Linked DNA regions of Homo sapiens: region 2 is linked to region 1. Evidence: chromatin contacts called from ENCODE Hi-C or POLR2A ChIA-PET data. All regions are on one chromosome and are shown on one strand. Each heading gives the region's core, a stretch centred on a gene start or an enhancer-like site at or near the end of the contact. The rest is flanking DNA. Distances are from core to core; before and after follow the strand shown.

The links. Hi-C counts contacts between places; a loop is a spot of excess contacts on that map. ChIA-PET counts read pairs that join two places held with the same protein, here RNA polymerase II (POLR2A). Pooled maps may share reads with other maps.
Region 2: a loop to region 1 is called in a pooled map, with 3 times the contacts of the local background. The contact joins the enhancer-like site here to the promoter of SLC5A3 in region 1. A Hi-C loop is called at or near these places in 5 of 50 pooled maps. POLR2A ChIA-PET finds 5 or more read pairs at or near these places in 2 of 52 experiments (AG04449 and GM12878).

What each region holds. Positions count from the first base shown.
Region 1 is chr21:34,071,810-34,078,754 of GRCh38, forward strand. SLC5A3 (solute carrier family 5 member 3) reads left to right here and starts at 1,769. Exons shown (of 2, transcript NM_006933.7): 1 at 1,769-1,936. It overlaps MRPS6 (mitochondrial ribosomal protein S6), which reads left to right and starts at 1,769. Exons shown (of 3, transcript NM_032476.4): 1 at 1,769-1,936. The coding sequence starts at 1,892. RefSeq lists silencers at 1,217-1,736, 2,027-2,426 and an enhancer at 1,680-2,630.
Region 2 is chr21:34,519,304-34,525,713 of GRCh38, forward strand. RCAN1 (regulator of calcineurin 1) reads right to left here. Exons shown (of 4, transcript NM_004414.7): 2 at 4,234-4,407; 3 at 2,196-2,355. Among named protein-coding and RNA genes, the nearest start is that of KCNE1, 10 kb to the left of the region's middle. Within about 2 kb of position 1,693, at least 5 of the 41 ENCODE cell types and tissues checked have a DNase peak (open chromatin) inside an H3K27ac peak, as active enhancers do.

The DNA.
Region 1 (6,945 bases), core at 519-3,018:
GGTCAGAAGGGTAGAGGGGCGGCTAAAAGTACTTTGTTTCTATTACTGTATGACCTTGGACTAGTTACAAAACTTTTTGTGCCTACATTTCCTAATCCCTAATATGGGGTTAACAGTGCTTGCCTCTGTTTAAAAAAATTACTCAGTGATGCTTACTAAAGCATGGTAAGAAAGACTTTATTCAGGACCAACGCGATGGGTACAGGGATCAGGGAAACCCGGGGAGAGAGAGTGGGCTCCAATTCTGAATGCAGCGTCGGCAAGTAGAAATTTATGGCCATGTAAAATCACTAAGAGTAACCATCGGGGGAAGAGGGATTCTGGCTCAACCGATCTAAAGGATTCTTGTAGAACTCAGGCCAGGGTGAAAAGACATGACTGGGGGATAGAGGAAGATGAGGAACCTGATCTGCTATGAGGGGATGGGGGTTCTGTGCTAGAACTGGATTTTACAAGGAAGTGCACAGATGGGCCTAGCATGAGATTCAGAAGCCTGACTAAAGTTTGGCCAAGCAAAGAATCTTTGTCACCTCAGGGCTGTTGTGAGAATTTTAGGAGACACATCCACCAGCCTTGGCATGGGGCCTGATGCAGAGTAAGTGTTCACTAAACTTTACCTATTAACGTTAAAGCACTTTAAGTTGACAAACACTCCACGTACAGAGCTTTTAATGGGGCAAACAAGGGGCAGAGGCCTCAGCTGCAGGGTACTCAACCTCTAAGGAAGGGCGCTGGAGAAAACTGCACTTGCAGAGCCCCTGGCTGGAGGGCGGAGAACCATGTGGGTGTAAAGGGATGGCAAGGGCAGAACGTATGCCCCTGCCCACCTTAGACAGTTGCTAAAGGGTCTCCCAGGCACTCAGCCTAGCCTTTAAGTGAAAGCGGAGGAAACATTTAAAGAAATGAGATAGAGTTAAGGTGTTCGCCTGCCCTCCGCTGAAACACGTGGGGGCAGGTCAGGGGCACACCACAAATGCCCGTATCGCGCCTGTGTGTACCAGGCACCGTCCTCGGAGGTTAACGTGCAGTAACTCACTCGGGTCCCCACTTTCGGCACAGGCAGCAGGCCCAAGGTCACGCAGTGCCAAGGGACTGAGTCAGACCCGAGCCCGCGCGCCGCGGCCCACGGCCTGTGCCAGCGCGCTCCTCGCCGGGTAGGGGGCCTGGTCAGCCGCGTCAGACCTGAGAGTTGTGGCTGGGGGCGAGAGCTGCACCCCCCTACCGACCCCGGGCGGGAATGTTCCAGAACCCCTGCGAGCAGCCGTTGGCCGCACAGCCCCCGGGCCGGCCGCGACCCCGCCTTGCGCCGCGAAGGTCCCTAGCTCCGGGGAGTCGCGGGCGAGGGGCACGCGCACGGACGAGACCGCACCGCAGCGCACGCGCACTGGCGGGCACTCACTCGCCCGCCGCCCGGGAGGAGAAGGAAGGCATGGAAAGTTCCAGCCGGTTCGAGAGCTAGGTAGCAGGCATGGCAGGAGGCGGGGTAGGGGCAGGCAGGGTCGCGAGGGGGCGTGCGGCCGCCGCGAGCCGCTCTGGGCCGCGTCTGCAGCACCGCCCCTAGCCGCGGCCGGCGGGCTGGGCTGGGGTCGGGGCGGGGGCGGTGCGGCGGGTGCGGGGCTGCGGAGGGGGCGTGGCGGCCGCCCGCGGGCGGAGAGGGGGCGGGGCGGCGGCAAGGCGCGCGGGCGGGGCGGGGCGCGCCGAGGGGGCGTGGCGCGGCGTCTGCGCAGCTGCCAGCGCCTTTAAGCCCGGGCTCGCGCTCTCGGACCGTGCTTTCGCCGCCTGGGAGCCGTCCGGCGCAGCAGTTTCTAGGTCCCCACTGTCCCCGCCGTCCCGCCCCTTCGCGTCCCGGGAACCGGCTGGCTTCCGAGCCGCACTCGCCGATCCTCCAGGCATGCCCCGCTACGAGCTGGCTTTAATCCTGAAAGCCATGCAGCGGGTAAGTGACCTTCCCTCAGAGCCGGTCTTCCCGCGCGGGCGCCCCCGCTGCCGCTAGGCCGCCGTCCCCCGCGCGCCCTGGCCGCGGGACCCCGGGCCTTCCTGCACTCCTCGGAGGAGGCCGGGGCGGCGGGCGGGCGGCGGGCGTCCGCGGGAAGGGGGCGCGCGTGGGCCGGCCGGGCCCGGCCGCGTGCGCGCGGGAGGCGGGGGTGTGCCTGCGCGTGTGCGCGGTCCGGGAGGGTGTGCCTCGCAAGCGGCCCGCCGGGCGGGGGGCGGGGCGGACCGAGCGGGCCCCGACCCCGATCCCGGCGCCGGCCCGCGGGAGTCCAGTGGAAGGTCCGCGGGAGGACACGCGCGGGCGCCCAGCCCGACTCCGGCCCGTCCCCGCCAGTCGTGAAGCTGCCTCGTCGCCGGCCCCGCCGCCGCCGCCTGGTCCGTCCCGCTCCGCCGCCCGCCGGCTGCCGCCGACCGCCTCCGCTCTAGCGCCCGCCGGCCGCCCGGAACGTCCGCGCCCAATAAAGCGTTCCTCCAAAGCTTGTTTGTGCCGTTGTCTGTATTCCAGTCTCTTGCAATCGCTCTCATGTTAAAAAAAAATCTTTTGACTTTTCTTTTTCTGACTTCAGCGAAAATCCCGCTCCGGGTGCCCTTAGCCCAGTTTCATTCATCCAAGTTGTGGCCTTTCTTGCGCCTCCAGAAGACACTTTCTTCCCCCTGCTTTTGATTGATCTTGAGGTAGGGGATTTCAGGTTTGGAGGGATGCTAAGCGAACCAGCGGCCCCTTTCAGGTGACGGCGTGGCCAAGGACAGGGGCCCGCGGCCCGGAGGCAGCTCACTTCGTCCTCTGTCCTGGGTCATGTACTCCTCAAGTCGTCGCCGAAATCCCCATTCTCCCGTGAATTCGGAATTCGGTAACGTAGTTTGGTGTTATGTTTTTTTTTCTCCACCAGGTGTAATAAAACAAAAATCATTGTACCACGTCCGAACTTTGTAAGCACAGCTTCCTACAGCGCTAGAGGAGTGGACGCATTTTTACGTTTGAAATTAGGCTCCAGGTCAATTGCGAGGAGTATTACCAAGTTTGGTTGAACTTAAGCTCAATTGATAAACTAACAATCACGGAGCGTCGGGAGATTGTTAGGAAGTGTGCTTTGCATATTGTTAACTGGGAAGGGACGCCAGTGCCTCTCTATGAGGTCCAGACAGCCTGGCCAGGCATGCCATTGTGTCCCCCAGCTTGTTCTTCATGGATTTGGAAGAAGTTAAGATAGTATCTGTTCAGCCTCTTGAATATCCCTTTTGGCCCTCCTCCTTGCTTACCAGCATATGTAACTCCGAAAGGATAGGAGCAGTGAAAACAAAGCATTATTAAAAGGGAAGATTTTTAATTAGGTGGAAGTTGTTTAAGCCCTCCCTTCAACTTACGTGTTTTAGGGAATGTGGAACCTGGGAAATTCGTTACTGAAATTCCTTTTGTTTACTTTCCTTGTCTTGGGGAGGTAGCAGGTGACACTGAAAGAGGCAACCTGTAGGCAATAATATTTGCTCATTCTGTAACCCTTTGAAACCTTTGAAATGAAGACTTGCCCTCCCCTTTGTTTTTGCCATAGTTGCCAAGTATCTTGGTTAACATGGCTGCAAGTATTAAGTGTATTTCTTTTACCATTTTTTTTTATGTCCTGTAATAACATAGCCTTTGGATGTGGAGCACCCATTTTTCACTCTAGTTCAGATCAACAGAGCGTAATTTGGTTAAAATAATAAATAACCTTCCTTGAAATCTTCGCATGAGGGAAGGGGGGCAAAAAAAAGAAAAAAAGCCCTAGAAAGTAGATAATAAAGGTGAACTGCCTCTTGGAGAAAGAGGCCCCATGGCAGTAGATAGAAGGTTGTAACAGTGGTGACTTATGTACAATGGCGAAGTTATGTTGAGGAGATCCTTGACCTAAATAAAGTAATATTAAACAATAGCTTCTCAGTTATTTGTTCAAAAACCTATCTGTAGCTTGTAAATGTGGCACAAACACAAAGACTTCCAGGTTTTAGACCAGTTTGCTTGCTTTCAGTTTAGGAAAATAGGATTCTAAAATAGGATGAATGTTTGGGGGGAAACGAATTTAAAAAGTTAACTCTAGGCTTATGAAATGAAAAATGCGACTGTGAGCTTGCACACCGGTAGCAGGCCTTGGAGAAACCACAGTTCTAACCCGAGGCACTTTGTGCTTCTGTTGCAAGAAGGGTATTGAAGCTCCTCAGTTCAAAGTTGCGTATCTTCCACGTTTTTAGATTCTTAAGTGTATACCTCTTTACCCCTTTAATATGATGTATTTTCCTTTCCTCCCCAAATCATTTGTGCATCTTGGAATTGAGGAAAATGCTGTGTTAGGCAACTTTAACAGCGGATATGGAAGTTAAGAAACTATAGTTTTCCAGCCTTTGGACTCCCAGAGCTGCTCTCCTGTTTTTTCTCCGCAGTACTCAGCCTGGAGAGCATTCTTAGTCTGTTTGGAGAATATTAACTCCTCCCTGTCCTCATTACTTTTTTTTTGACCCTAGCTTGACTCCTTTAAATTGAGCTTGCAAAGTTTTAAAATTTAAAATACAGGCCCTGTGTTGGCTGTCACAGTATCTGGATTGTAGCAAAGTCAGTTGCGGGAATGCCCATTGAAAGATTTCAGAGTGTATTATGTAGAGTCAGTCATATTGAACTATACAGTTGTACAATTAGTCACCCAGAAATTCCAATACTATGTTTTTCTCAGTTTGCAAGTAGAAGTTGATTATGAGTATCTACTTTTGTACTTCCAAGTTTGGGCATTTAGGAATGTAGTTAACTAGTGTTTCTAAGAAGAAATTTATTTTCAAGTACCATATAGCTTGATTTTTAAAAAAGTGTGTATATAAAAAAAGTTATTTCTATTTTCTGTTTTAGCGTGAAAAGTAGGTAAAAGTGTGGTTAAATTCTGAAATATGACGGTAAAGTAATGGATGTTGTGAAACTAGGCCTTTAAAGGTGACAAGCAATTTGAAAAACCAGTTGTTTAGACCAGTCTTAGTTCATATTTATAGAAGAGTCTCTGGAATAAAAAGATTTTAAAAGTCCTGTTACACCCATATCAGATAGCATCAAGAGAGTTTTATTCACTTCTGGAAAACACAGTATTCAAAGGCTGTAATGTGAAAGGACATAGCCGCAAAGGAGAGACCAAGGCTGCAGTCCCAGGTAGCCTCATTTCAGTGTGAGGAAGACCTCTGACAATGGAAAAAGAAATGGATTGCCTGTGAGATGGTGAGGTCTATATCCACCTCCACCCTGCCCCCCCTGCAATGAGAACTTTGAGGTAGATGAGGAGAAGGGGTCATGTGTTTGGTGAGTGAGCTCTCTTGTGAGTGGGAAAATGGTTGAAGCCCTTTGGTTTCACTTGATAATTAGATTTTAAAGGTTGGTATTTCAGTTAGGTAAAAGACTGAAGTGCCAATACATGAATGGTAAAGCCGCATACTGTATAATGTAGAGGAGCTTAGGAAAAAAATGAAACTTTGTAGACACTTTTTATGCCTTGGGTATACAGGAAGAAGAAATCTGAGGAAAGAAATCTGTGCAATACATAAGTATTTTGTGGTTACTTTAGGAACGCTAATTACGTCTCGTGCCCTTTTCCCAGAAGGTGTTCACAGTTGGCATAGATTATGAAAGCCCTGGGATAATACTTTTCCTGAAATCTTCTCATTGGCGTTCAGGAATTTTTACATGAAGAATTAAAGGTTAATGGCTTAATAACTAATTCACTTGCTAAATGATTCCATTGCATGTACAATAAGATAGCATTTATATATATATATCTTCATATGTTTTTCTAATAGGAATAAAGAAGATAGCTATTTTGGAAATCTTAAGTTCTTATTAAAACAAACAGTAATTTTTATGTTTAATACTCAACGCAGATTATATTTTACATTTAGATAACTCATTGAAATAGTACTTTGGTAGGGTAAGGAGTTTTGTGTAATCTGAGTTTGAGTTCTGACTTGGTTTAATTTGAATATAGAAAAGTATAATCAGTTCCTAAAATGTAGAAAACAGTTGGTTTTCTGGTAGAGTGATGAAGAGTTTTTCTCTAAATGCAAGCCTTTTTTGATTAGAACACCTGGCAAAAGTTTTGTATTTGTTCTAGAGTTCTATTCAAGTTAGGATGTTCTGAAAGTAATGCCTATGAAGTGCCTGTATTTTAGATACCCTTTGGAGATGGAGGGTGCTAATAAACTGAAGTATGAGTCAGGTCAACCCTAGGTCCTTGTAGTTTGCTTGGCAAGCATTTGATAACTAGGAAATAGTGAAGTTTCTGCTGTGTGTTGGTGGGAGACATCAGTTCAAACGGAAACATCTAGCTGTCAAGTGGTCTTTTTTTTCTTCCCATGGGCCCTCCCTAAACAGCTTAGCCTTGTATCTTTAATAATCTCTCTTTGTGTTTTATCTGCTTGAAACCAGGCAACTTAAAATAGTTACCTAGTAATGGAAGACTTGACCCTGTGAACAATGTTATACTTTCATTTGGTATTAAATTTTCTTGGGTTACAGCTTATTGCCGCAGCAAGCTATTGAAGAAGGAAGGAGTCCTGTTCCTGCCCCTGAGCTACAGCTAAGGTACAAGGAATGGCTTGGGGGTAAGGAGTCCTTCCTCACCAGATATGGTTTGTATGTATGAAGACTGCTTGTCAGAAGTTGACATTTTGCACTAATTTTTTTTCTTAATTCATGACTCACACATTCAATACTGATGTTTCTAGATTTTAAAAATCTAGGTTATATCTAGTATTATATGCAGACTATTGAATCTTCTAACCTTTTAGATTATAAAATCAGTTTCAAAAAATTAAGAGTTCAAAAGCAATGACGGGAAAATTCTGAAGTAATATTTTTCATCTAGTGCCTTTGCTGTGTTTGTACTACTACATGTTTAACTCATCTAAAAGAAACCTGGAATACCATAATGGGGTTTAACATGAAGGTGG
Region 2 (6,410 bases), core at 443-2,942, 450 kb after region 1:
CACCCACAGGGTGTGGCCTCATGGTCAGTTTTCTTCCAGGGCTTTGTGCTTGGGATTTCTTTTCTTTTCTTTTTTCTTTTTCTTTCTTTCTTTCTTTTTTTTTTTTTTTTTTTTGAGACAGAGTCTTGCCTGTTGCCCAGGCTGGAATGCAGTGACAAGATCTCGGCTCAGTGCAACCTCCGCCTCCCAGGTTCAAGTGATTCTCCTGCCTCAGCCTCCCAAGTAGCTGGGACTACAGGCGCATGCCATCATACTCAGCTAATTTTTGTATTTTTAGTAGAGACGAGGTTTCACCATGTTGGCCAGGATGGTCTTGATCTCCTGACCTCGTGATCCGCCTGCCTCAGCCTTCCAAAGTGCTGGGATTACAGGCATGAGCCACCGCGCCCGGCCTGTGCTTGGGATTTCTTTGCAGTTCGGGTAAGCGAGGAGGCACCGCACCAACCACTGTGTGATTTCCGCCCGACAAGAGCGGCCCAGGAGAGCTTCCTACCTCCAGCCACACTGGTTACTCCTCTAAACCTGGAAGGTACTTTTACTGATAAGGAAGGTGGTGATCTTTTCTCTATCACATGTGGGACTGGAATGTTATTATAACTGCACTGAAAAAGGCAAAGGAGCTCAGCTCTCTGAGAGAGAGAATTCAGGCATGGGAGGTCAGATGGATTGCTGAAAATGCTGGTTAAGAGCCTCTTACAAATCTACCTCTTTGCAAGTCTCTTATCTACCTACTAATCATCGAAAATCCAGAAAGCTCAGGGTTTAGGACCATAATTTGCAAAATCTCCGCAATCCTGTTGGTTGAAAAGCACAGGTGAAATATGAAATCTCACTCAAGCTCACTGTTAAGTGAACCAAGGACAAACTGATTTTATTACGTCTATTTCCTAAAAAGCCTTCTCCAATAAGCCCTCGGTGAAGGAAGTGGTATATTCTGGAGTATGCAGAATTTTTATTAACAGCATTTGCCTCTGGAACTGTGGACACCTCTTTGCAAGTGGAGACCCTGTTTTCTCCCATTCCTAACCTAGGGGAAGACTCCACACCCTCAGCCATGCTCATGCCCCCGGGCCAGGAGCTGCTGTGGGGGGAGCACACGCTTCCTCAAAATGGCCATTTCTGATCTTGACCTTCACGCCACAATTAGCAGTAAGTAATGTGAGTCTTGCTTTATCCCACAGAGGGAATTTCCGTTTGGACAATGTTTTCAGAAATGTAATCTTTTCAATATGAAACTGCTGATGGACCAAGAAAACAAAACCCTCAACCCAAGGGAACATCAGATTGCTGGTCAAGGAGAAATGAGGAGCTGACGGTCTCAGCATTTATTTGACTTGCTCCACGGACAGAGCAGGAGAAGGCTCAAACCTCTTCACCCCAAGACTCTCCCTCACACCTGCCTCCTCACCCAAACCCTAGAGGACAGGACAGGAACCACCAACATTTTATGGTTTTCAAAAATCCTGCATTGAACACTGACTGTGAGCCAGGTGCTGATGGAAGTGCCTTTCACTCGATGATCTCATCTACTGCTCACAATTCCACCAGTTAAGGCCCACATTTTGGACAAAGAGCCTGAGGAACCTACCCCCTCCCCGCAGTGCTCACACTTTTGTCCCTCCAGAGGACGGGAACTTCCTCTTTCTTTAGCAAGCTCTGTAGGGGACCAGCCCACAGGCCCTGGGGTAGGGCAGCCCGACCGCGGCCCTTCCCTCACCATGGCCTATGGTTCTCCTTCCCTTTTCCTTTAAGAAGGCCAGGTGAGAATCACAGGAAAGGGAGAATTTATTTTGATTAAAAATAACATTTCTTAAAGGGGGCATCGATTTTCCCTTTCCAAAGTCCAATCACTCATCCCTATCCGGAGCGACAGAACCTGGGGCCGGGGCTCAGGCCTCCCACGCAGGCTGTGCTCAGTGGACACAGGAATGGATTCCTGGGACACTGCGGGGGGTGGAGGGGCGTGATGCAGGGTCCCCACGATCAGCCGCAGTCTCTCTAACACTGCAGGTGGTGCCAAGAGGCAGGCATGCTCCCAGCACAAGGGACGGTGGCGCAGAAGAATACAGAGAAGCTCACAAAACATGCCGGCATGGGCTCAGGAGAGCTACGGGGGTAGTGGTGGTACTGCTCCCTGGTGCAGGGCAGCAGCTGTGTCTCCCCCTGCCTCCCTCCCACCCGAGGGCCCTGCTCACCTGGCCCCAGCTTGGAGATGGCATATAAGAGATCATAGTTTATGACTGGGGTCGCATCTTCCACTTGTTTCCATCCCACTGGCGGAGAGGCGGGAGGGGAGATCAGAAACTGCTTGTCTGGATTTGGCGGAGCCAGGTGTGAGCTTCCTATGTGTAAGGTCTGAGGAGAGAAAATAAGCACAGGTCAGTTGTTGCCAGGGAAGAACTGCAGTGAGGCAACAGCACCTAACGCCAGTTCCGGGAGATGGGCAGGTCAATGTCCAGGCGTCAGGACAGGTGTGATTCCAGGACCAATTGTAAGATGGTCTGTAATGGGGAGGGCAAAAGGACATATGAACTCTGGTTGTGGCACAGATAGGATGACAGCCCCCTCCCAGGGCTATGGGAGTCACAGGCACAGGGACTGCAAATAATTACGCTTGACCTAGATGGACAGAAAATCAGCAGAGGTGACTTTAGTATATATGGAAATTTAAGTCACTGTCATTGAGGTCAGGAGGGCTCTTGGAATCAGTCTCTCCCCGCTCCTCATACCACAGAGGCAAGCTCTGAAAGTCCAAAGCCTAGGCCACAGTTCTGAGAGGACACAGCTTCTCAGGGACAGGGAGCCAGGGCTCCACCTGCCCCTAGGGTTCCCCACCCAGCAGCAGCTCTGCACCTCCCTCTCCGGGACTCTGGATCAGATGCCAGAAAAAAAAAAAAAAGCCACTTCCCAGGAGACTTTAAGAAATAAGAATAAGGAACAATAACCTACGATCCTAGTTTGGTTTTAGAAATGCTGACCAGTGATGAGAGGGCTGTCCATAGAGCTCTTACATCTCAAGCTGCGCGGTGTAGGTTTTCTCTGCACTTCCAGATTGCCCTCCCCAAGTTTTCACAATGAATATGCATTGTTTTACAAACAGAAAAGGTCAGAGGAGTACTAAGTAATTATTTGCATAAAATCTTATCCCGTGCAGAAAGGAGTGTACTCACACAGGAAGGCCTAGGCACCCAAGGTCAAAGCTCAGCCTGTGCCTCCCAGGGCAAAAAGGTCAGGGGTGGGGCGGGGATCCCAAATGCTTTATTTATACTTGAAGGGCCCAGCAAGTTCGCTGTCCTCACTTTGAGGAAGAAAAGACACTTTGGCTCTCTGGCGTGGTGTCAGATGAGCTTCCTCCCACTGGGGGAGGCCTTTGGACAGGGTCCTCTCCCATCCCAGCAAGGTATGTGTGTATGTGTGTGTGTGGTGGGGGCGGGTTGGGGGGGTGCTCAGAGCCTGAGGGGGACTTGCTTTACTGAGGAGCTGGCTGCATTCTAGAAGCTCCTCTCTTCTTCCCTGACAATCTGTCAGCCCCTAAGGACATCAAATGGAACTCTGGGAGCTGCCTTGAAGGTGGGTCACCTGTCCTAAGTTCCCCAGAGGAGGGTCAAAATGGTAGTGGGCAGGAGAAAAGGCAAGCCCAACCCCAGCTACCCCTCTCCCTGCCGTGGGTGCCCTGGGGCTGGGAACCCTGCCAACCAGAGGGTTTCTTAGCATCTGCGCCCAGTCTGGTTATCCCCTATTTTCCTTTCAAGCCAGACCTGGCAGTCCTGGGCTGATTTGCAGGCATCTTCTGCAGACTCCTGTTTCTCTGCTGAGTACCCCCAGCACCACATGAGCAGGGAACCACTCTGGTCTGCTCAGTCTAGAGTGGGTCATGAGCTCCAACCCTTGAGCAAATTCATGGAAACCTGCTGCGCAAACCTTAGGGTGTTTGCATAGCCACGCCTACCCCGCTGCACCCTGCAAGCTCCCCAGTGAACAGGGAAGGCTTTCTTTCCCCCATCATTATCAACCCAGGAAGGTCAGGGGCAATGTCTGAGGTTGCTTTCAAATGCACCTTGATATCTTCTTAAAACAAGTGAGACGCTGAACATTCAGAGTAGGAATTTTGTCTTTCTCAAGGTGAAGTCTCAGAGTTTCCGGTCAGCATATAACATAAGCAACGTATAAGCTGCTTTACAAAAGGGAGGGAGGGAGGAGGGAGAAGCATGCATAGCAATGAACCCAACTCACCTGAGCAAAATATAACTTCATTTCCTTTCCCAGAAACTCAGTCTTATGCAGCTGGAGCCTGGCATCTGCTGCGGAGAAGGGGTTGCTGAAGTTTATTCTGACTCGTTTGAAGCTCTTAAAATACTGAAAGGTGATGTCCTTGTCATACGTCCTAAAGAGGGACTCAAATTTGGCCTGAAAAATAACAATAAAAATAAAAGGAGTTGAAATTTACCTGCATATGACCCTTGACTAGATGATGTCATTACTTTTTTTTTTTTCTTCGAGACAGAGTCTTGCTCTGTCACCCAGGCTGGAGTGCAGTGGTGCAGTTTTGGCTCACTGCAACCTCCACCTCCCAGGTTCAAGTGATTCTCCTGCCTCAGCCTCCCGAGTAGCTGGGGTTACAGGTGCCTGCCAGCACACCTGGCTAATTTTTGTATTTTTAGTAGAGACGGGGCTTTGCCATGTTGGCAAGGCTGGTCTCAAGCTCCTGTCCTCAGGTGATCCCTCGGCCTCCCAAAGTGCTGGGATTACAGGCATGAGCCACCGTGCCTGGCCTCCTCAATACATTTTTTACTGAGGAAGTGGATCATCAATCCTTTCAAGAACTCCTAACTTCTTTCTTAGAGAAAAGCCTTTCCCCTCTTAGGGGACTATGGCCTTTAGTCCCAATGCAGGTGATTTTACAAGAAGGTAAGAAGGTATGATTTATTACATTCATCGAATCAGCAGAACAGTTGCCAATACATAGACACTACTTACGGTAACAAACTTTTTTAAAAAGTAGAATGAGCATTTTCCAGGGAGGTACAGTTTGGTAATTTGCTCCCCATGTTTCTCTGTCCTATGGCCTTCCCCCACTCACCCCCCCTTTTTTCTCTGTCCTATAGCCTTCCCCGGCTAGCCAACTCCAACCCCACCGTTCAGCTCAGGGCAGTGTTGCATATATCAAAGATTTCTTTAAGGCTTAAAAGAACTGCAGCTAATTTGAAAAAAAGAAATACTGACTTGAAAAATAACAAAGTTGGTAGAAAGTTTTGCATTTCTTAAAATAAGTAGTTTTTAAAAATTTCCACGATCGCTTTTATCTCAGTCTGTTACTTTTTAACTCTCTAAAATGATACTGGTTTAAAAATTAATGTTCTGCAAATGGACCATTTTCTGCATCCTGGCTTTCGTGTCTGTGCACACCTCGCTCTGGTGCCATAGGGCTAGTGAGAATTAGGAGATGTCCTGAGCTCTTAGAATGCAAAGCTCGAGGTGGGGGATTACAAGCTTAGGTTGCTCAGGGGACAGCCCCCTAGGCTGGGTCCTGGAGTGTGGCTGTCGGTGGGGGCAGCTGGGGGCCACTGCAACTCCTCAGAGAGGGAGTTTAACTGGTGGACAGTCAAAGCTCCAAGGAAGACTGCATGGGCTTCTAGTCGCCGGGTTTTGTGAATCTTTTTACCAGGCAAAAACACTTAGGACAGTTTGTGGGAGCCCGTGTGAAAGGCAGAAGGGGCTGGCCAGGAAGAAGGGGATGGCGCAGGGTGTGGATGGTAGGCAGCGCGGACAGAGCTCACTGAGGACCTTGGAGAACCTATGGAAGGCGCAGTGTCTCTGCAGTGGGAGCGAGGATTCAGGATAAGAGAGGAGAGTGTCTTCAGGAATGTTCACTGCTAGCAAGCGCGGGGAGGCACTGGTGGATGCCTGCTCCACATGGGGCTGCGGGTAGGAGCAGGGTAGTCGGTCCCTGCCAGGCAGGTCGTTAAGGAGCAGTCGGAACAACCTACGACCTTGCTCTCCTTGCATTCCCCGGCTTTTCTTCAGTTTAGGGACATTTCTGAGACTTTCCCACGAGGGATCCCGCAGAGGCACGTGCGAAGGAACGCGGAGCTGGCGGACGGTAGAGTTCATCTGGCCGCCTCTCACTCTTTTTCCCCACCTCTCTTGAGCACGGGCAAGTTTCTGGCAAAAGTGTGTCTTCGTACATTTGGAATTTTGTATGACCTCATCAATAGGCACTGTGACCCACTGTTTAGTTTTGAAGTTATGATTCAGAATTTGGGAGAGATGACTTTGAAGAATATTTTTAGAATACAGGTTCAGGGCTTAGGACCAGAACAAAAGAGAATTCACATTATCTTTAAAATCTAGATTACTATGATGCCTTTCTCTTATAAAAGAATCTTATTTGTTCTAATAACTGATACCTA